Regions from separate parts of the Homo sapiens genome. Here region 2 is linked to region 1. The links are chromatin contacts, found by Hi-C in ENCODE. All regions are on one chromosome and are shown on one strand. Each heading gives the region's core, a stretch centred on a gene start or an enhancer-like site at or near the end of the contact. The rest is flanking DNA. Distances are from core to core; before and after follow the strand shown. Region 1 has its middle 63 kb from the start of MOGAT1. Region 2 overlaps DOCK10 (dedicator of cytokinesis 10).

Region 1 (3,048 bases), core at 382-2,881:
GAGATTTTTAGAAGACTTAAGCAATACTCTGGGCAAATATCTATAACTGCACTCAAGTTGACATCCATTACACCTACACTTAGACTAATGTTAAAACACTTTAAAAAATTCAGTTCCCTCTAAACTGATACCTTTTGCTGTCATGGTTTCAGTTGCAGCTATAATTGTGTAAGGATCTGCTGAAATGACAGCGTTACATGTTTTTAATGAGGCTTGATGGTTTGTGATAGAATAAATACTTCAACATAAAACCAAATTCAATTTTATTAAGTTATAACTTACATACAGTAAAGTGAGGGGGTTTTTTTGGTTTTGATTTTGGTTTTTTGTTTGTTTTAAGACAGGATCTCACTCTGTGACCCAGGCTGGAGTGCAGAGGTATGGTCACAGCTCCCTGCAGCCTCAGGCATCTGGGCTCAAGTGATCCTCCTGCCTCAGCCTCATGAGTAGCTGGAACCACAGACACACACACACACACATGCCTGGCAATTTTTTACAGAGATAGAGTCTATGTTGCCCAGGCTGGTCTTTTTCTTTTTCTACTTCTTTTTCTTTTTTTTTTTTTTTTTTTTTGAGACAGAGTCTCACTCTGTCACCCAGGCTGGAGTGCGGTGGCACGATCTCGGCTCACTGCAACCTCCACCTCCTGGGTTCAAGTGGTTCTCCTGCCTCAGCTTCCTGAGTAGCTGGGATTGCAGGCGCACACCACCATGCCAGGCTAATTTTTGTATTTTTAGTACAGACTGTCTTGAACTCCTTAGACCTGGGCTGAGTAGCTCACACCTATAGTCCCAGCCTCCCAAAGCGCTGGGATTACAGATATGAGTTACTTAGCCCAGCTCTAAGTGTGTTTTGATGAATGGAACACTTTCTGTTGTGATCCTCACAGTTAGCTATTAGCACACTAAAGAGCTGCAAAACTGAACAGAGAGAAGCTGTCTAGGAATCAGTAATAATAGAAACCAAACATTTCAGCACATCCTGTGTGCTCAGGCAGTAGAGTTTGCTATTTACATGAATAACCTCAACTACTTCTTTCATTCCTACAGAAAAGGCACTTTTATAATCCCTACTTTACAGATGGAGAACCTCCAGCTTGGAGAGAAGTTTCTTGGCCAGGGTCACACATCCAGGAAGCGGCTTCCAAACTGGACTCTCCCTGAGCCAGCTCTACTAACTTGGGGGAGAATTTCGTCCCTTTCTTGCCTCTGTCACTAACTGGTTTTGTGATTTGGGGAAATGGATTCATCCTGGAGAAGGCTGGACTAACCCTCTGGTCCCCAGATGCCTCTAGTTCTCTTCCAGATCCCCACCATCCTGGTTCACAAGTGGAAATAAAACATTCTGACCAGTAGTAGCCCCAGGGCTGAAAGTCTCAGACAAACAGCTCTGGAAGTTAAAGAAACAAGCAGAAATGCCACATATGCTGGGACATAGCCCAGATTGCTCCCACGCAAACTCTTCCTTCTTTTTCCCACCCTGAGCAGCTGGCACAGTGGCCAGTACAATGCCATCGAGCAAAGTTCAGGAGGCTAAAGAAACACATGGTGAGGAAGTACATTCGGCCCCAGGCCAGCAGAACAATGTGGCCTCTATCTTCTGTTCTGGCTTCTCTGGTCTTGTCACATCTTCACAAACCATGAACAAAGAGATTTGAGTTGGCTGAGCCACCCTCGTTCTCCTGGCTTACATCACATCACCCCATTCGCTTCCTCCTCCCGCCACCCCCTCTCAGCAATGAAAGTCGACCATTGTCAGGTACGCTCAGAGGAAAGTGTATAATGAGAATGGGGAGCTGGGAATAATAAGGATGCTTATTCTCTGCAGCAGGAGAGTGAGTCTGGAGCCCTAGTTCCAAATTCTGACTCTGCTACCAAATGGCTGTACGGATTGGGGCGCTGAGATTTAAATCTCAATTTCTGCATTTGGAAGATGAGATTAATAATAACTTCAGAATGCTTCTGTGAAAACCAAGAGAGAGAGAATGCACATAAATGCCATAAGTAAATCCCAGAGTATGGCTTCCTGGCATATTTGACTTGACAGCACTGTGAGGAAAGGATTAGATTTGCACAGTGATTTGGGTAAACAGGTAAAGAGGCCCAGAGGGAGTTTTCACTGCTCTGGGACTCTGGTAGCCCTAGAGACTCCTGCTACTCCAGTCCTCTCTTGCTAACCCCCAGGATTGAGGGGTCAAAAATTCATCGCACTTGCAACATCTGTGTGTCAAGGCACACCTCTTCAGGGGCTCCATTATAAACTGTCTTACAAAAGTATGAATTGAATGGAATGATCACATTGATGTGAGTAAATCATTTTACCTCCCTTCACTCAATACTGCCTAATCACTGAGACCACGATATCATTTGTAAAAATAACCCAATGGCATATTCGGACCAATGGTGAGAGTAGGGATGCTTTTGGTTGCAAACATCAGAAAACCAGATTGATCTTGGCTATATTGCTCTTGCATAACAGGGACACCTAAGTTAGTTACTGGTGTTTGTTTGGGATATATCGATGCCAGGGTTTTGGACTGTTGTCTTCATAACTCCTTTGGAATTGCCCTCATGGTTTGCTAAGATGACCACAGACAGCTCCAAAATGATATCATCACACTGTTCAAAAGCAGGATGCAGAATCTTTCTCCTTGTGCACTAACCTCCCATCAGGCAGGAGGAAACATCTAGAAGCCCCTAAGCAGACTCCCTTATATCTCATTGGCCAAAACTAGGTCACATGGGCATTCTTGGCTGAGAGGAAGACAGAGAAAGCAAGTATCCAACTCGTTTAATGGGACACCAGCTGGGGGGATGGGAGGGGGTTTTCTGAGGAGTCAATTACTAGTGTTTGACTAAAGCTATGCAAAGTATTTCTGTTATAACTTAAAAAGAAAAGTCTCATTTCCAGATATTATCCAAACAAACTGACTTCCTATTATTCAAGTATATAAACAAAATTTTAAAAACCAGAGGATCTGCAGTTTCTACAACACCTGCCAACCCTCTACAGACATTTGGCAGCTTGGCCTATAACAGTTTGCTCAGA
Region 2 (3,417 bases), core at 313-2,812, 2.2 Mb before region 1:
TTAGCGTTCAAATTTTGTAGGAACCACTCAAGCTTCTAGGAGCCCCAAAATAACCCAGAGGACCACCGCTTTTCACTTAGGTTGCATAAATGCTTCATCAAAAGGGTTAGAGGATGCAGATTGTGTTTTTGGTTTTCTGTTTTGGATTTTGTTGTGTTTTGCGGCGAGGGAGGGTCCACTTTTCTCACCTTATGAGTTCTGTACAATTGGAACAAACACATCAACCCTATAATGAAACTGTCACATTTCTCCCTCTATTTTATTTTTATTTTTGGCACTATGAGGGGCTTCTTTGAGGGGAGCACATTCCCTCTTGGCTTCAGGAATCTAATGCAATGTGATTATCGGGCTATTTTTTCACTTATCCATTTTCATCACACTGCATCCATAATAGTCCTGTCGTTCAGTTCTATTAGAAAATGACCTAGCTTGTCTCTGTAGAGACAAAGAGGCTCAGAGCCAAGCAATTAATCCTGACACAGGATCCATGTGTTCGTGACAACCAAGAGTGCCTGTGATACTTTCATTGCTAACAAGGTGCCAACATTTTTAAATAGACCCAACAGAACTCATGAGGAAGTATCTAATTCAGAAGAAATGATGATAATCATCATAATACCGTAGCAAGTAAGCAGAAGGTCTTTCTTCATGTTGACAAAGATAAAATTTACATAAACATCTATTCTGTGGATGTGATAGGGCTGGGTATCATGAGCCTTGGGGACTCAATAAGAACAGCTTGAATTTCTGAGGGAGATATCAGGTATTTTAGGATTTTCTCATATTATTTCAAATCTGGAAATAATAGGTGTGTGGCTTTGCCCTAAATTCCTGGAGTCTCTGTGACTGCATTGGAAGGATTGTGCAGTGTTAAAGCCTCAATGATAACTAAGAGATGAAATCCAACCAGGCATAGAAAAGGGAGATGGTGTATGTCAGTGATTAATACCATATTTTCTTTTTCTACAGCAAGAAAAGCCTAGGCTTCTCGAGCCTTTGGATTATGAGACTGTCATTGAAGAACTTGAAAAGACCTACCGGAATGATCCTCTTCAAGATCTCTTGTTCTTCCCCAGTGATGACTTTTCAGTAAGTCTTCTCTTCTCAAGCCATTTAGATTCAGGAGGGCCCTACACATTGGGTCATTGTCTTTCCCTGTAGATTCAGAGAGTCCAGGCCTCCCTGTGGCCACCCTACATCTCAGTCTCTGCAGCAGGAGTTCACATCCTATAATAGAAAGTACCCCAGGGCCCCCTCAAGTTGAAAGATTGGAGGCTGAGTGAGTCAGTGGCCACTGGGGACTGGGAGGAGGCCCAGGACACTGCCCGGTTCCAGCTGGCACTCGTGTGCCTGCCAATGTCTGGGTTTCTAACCACTGCCTTACCTGGACTCACAGAGCACTTCCTCCCTCAGCCATTTCTAACTGAAAGCTTCCAAGCAACTGAAACCAACCAATGGCAAAGACAGGACTCCATTAGCACAAAAGATGCAGTTCTTAAAAATCACCCTTAATCTTGGTTTGTCTTTCATAAGGAGATACTGACACCTGGGGGCAAAGAAAGGTAGGCTAGAACATCTTCATGGAGAGATTGGCGGTCTCAGATAGTCCCCTTTAGGACAATGCACACTACCACACAGACAGCCTCTGAGGATAGTAGAGATAATGAATGAAAAGGAAATTCGCTTTGGAGACAAACACAAAGTTGTGGATGGTGAGCACCCACATGTTCCAAACATAAAATACTGTTACCTTGTGGTCTTAAATGTTTTTAAATTGTGATCTAATATCTAACTGTCAAACAGAGATCTCAATGGGCAGCTATTAAACTTTCCTGTCTCTTCCTAAAAGAAAGGTGGTCTCAGACATCACAAACTTCAACATCTTAAGGCAAATAAAAAGGCAGCTGAAGGGTATCCCTGTGAAACAGCCATTGTCCATGCAAACCTCTATCAGGGAGCATGGGTCTCAGTGCCCACACATTCCTCAAGCAGCCTCAAACTTCCATTTTCTCTCTTACTTTGAGGGCAGGTCTGGCTTCTGGCTTTTAAAGAGTTTTTTTTTTTTTCACCTTCCTCCATGGATTCATGAAAAAGAAGGTATATGGAAGTTAATGATTTTCTGTTTCAAGTGTGAAGAATCATGGAAAAAAGGAGACAGATTTGTAAACAGAAAGAAAGAAACTCTTCCAATGTTTTTCAAAATTTTAAACGGCTTCCACTTGAGTGCTGGCACATTTTGAGAGAGACTTATCTCGTGCAGAGATCTCATTTCCGTGGTTGGACTAGGCCACTGGAAGTTGAACTGCAAGCATAAAGTTAAACCGCATTTTTTTAAATTCCACATCCTCATTTTCATTTTTCAGACTGAAGATTAACCTGATGAACAGTCTTTTTCTTTCTTTCTTTCTTCTTTCTTTCTTTTTTTTTTTTTTTTTTTACCGAGTGTCACTCTGTCACCCAGGCTGAAGTGCAGTGCCATATTCTTGGCTCACTGCAACCTCCTCCACCTCCTGGGTTCAGGTGATTCTCCTGCCTCAGCCTCCCAAGTAGCTGGGATTACAGGTGCATGCCACCACACCCGGCTAATTTTTGTAATTTTAGTAGAGATGGGGTTTTGCCATGTTGGCCATGCTGGTCTTGAACTCATGACCTCAAGTGATCCACCCATCTCGGCCTCACAGAGTGCTGGGATTACAGGGGTGAGCCACCACGTCCAGCCTTGAACAGCCTCTTTATGTCAAACACCACCAAAAATCATGAATCCAGGAGCATCTTTTCTCCTAGTTATGTCCTTCAAAAATATGTCAAATGCTACTTCAAGGCCTCCCAGCTCAAAAAGAGAGTGGAGGATGCAGGTAGATGGGCTGTAAAGTTTTGGCATCTTCCCATGCTCATTTAAATTGAGGAGTGTCTCTGATTACTCCTTGATCTTTATCATTCTTGGCAGCGTAACAGACAATACAAGAATAACTCTTTGTTTTTCCAGTGTGAACATTCCAATAAATACACTGAACTATTTTATTCCATGGCTGCTTAAAACCCTTCTGTGGCTCCCCCACTGCCTTCAAAATGAAGTGCAATCACCTCGGCATGACCCAATGCCTGCTTCGAGATGTGGTCCTTGCCCATTTCTCAAAGCCATAGCCTACCCTCTCCCACCCCATCCCGGCCCATCATACACCGTCACCCTCATTCCCAACTGGGGTAAAAGATCAGCACAGTTCCAAACATACTATTCTATAACACACCCCAAACCATTTCCTTCCTTTATTCATTCAGCAAATACATGATGTATAATACTGAATACTGGGCATTATTTGATGAATGGAGACAGGAGTGATTAGACAGAAATCACCTGGGGTTCTAAGGGAGCTTACCTTTTGGTGGGTTTACTTATTAAAGATTTACTTATTCCAA

Evidence for each region. A loop is a pair of places that touch in the nucleus more often than their neighbours do. Pooled maps may share reads with other maps.
Region 2: a loop to region 1 is called in a map with no recorded cell type, with 4 times the contacts of the local background. The contact joins two enhancer-like sites. A Hi-C loop is called at or near these places in 2 of 37 single-sample maps with no recorded cell type and 1 of 50 pooled maps.

What each region holds. Positions count from the first base shown.
Region 1 is chr2:222,732,679-222,735,726 of GRCh38, reverse strand. No RefSeq gene overlaps it. Among named protein-coding and RNA genes, the nearest start is that of MOGAT1, 63 kb to the right of the region's middle. RefSeq lists a silencer at 1,343-1,637. Within about 2 kb of position 1,631, at least 7 of the 41 ENCODE cell types and tissues checked have a DNase peak (open chromatin) inside an H3K27ac peak, as active enhancers do.
Region 2 is chr2:224,929,221-224,932,637 of GRCh38, reverse strand. DOCK10 (dedicator of cytokinesis 10) reads left to right here. Exons shown (of 56, transcript NM_014689.3): 2 at 970-1,089. Among named protein-coding and RNA genes, the nearest start is that of MIR4439, 80 kb to the left of the region's middle. Within about 2 kb of position 1,562, at least 6 of the 41 ENCODE cell types and tissues checked have a DNase peak (open chromatin) inside an H3K27ac peak, as active enhancers do.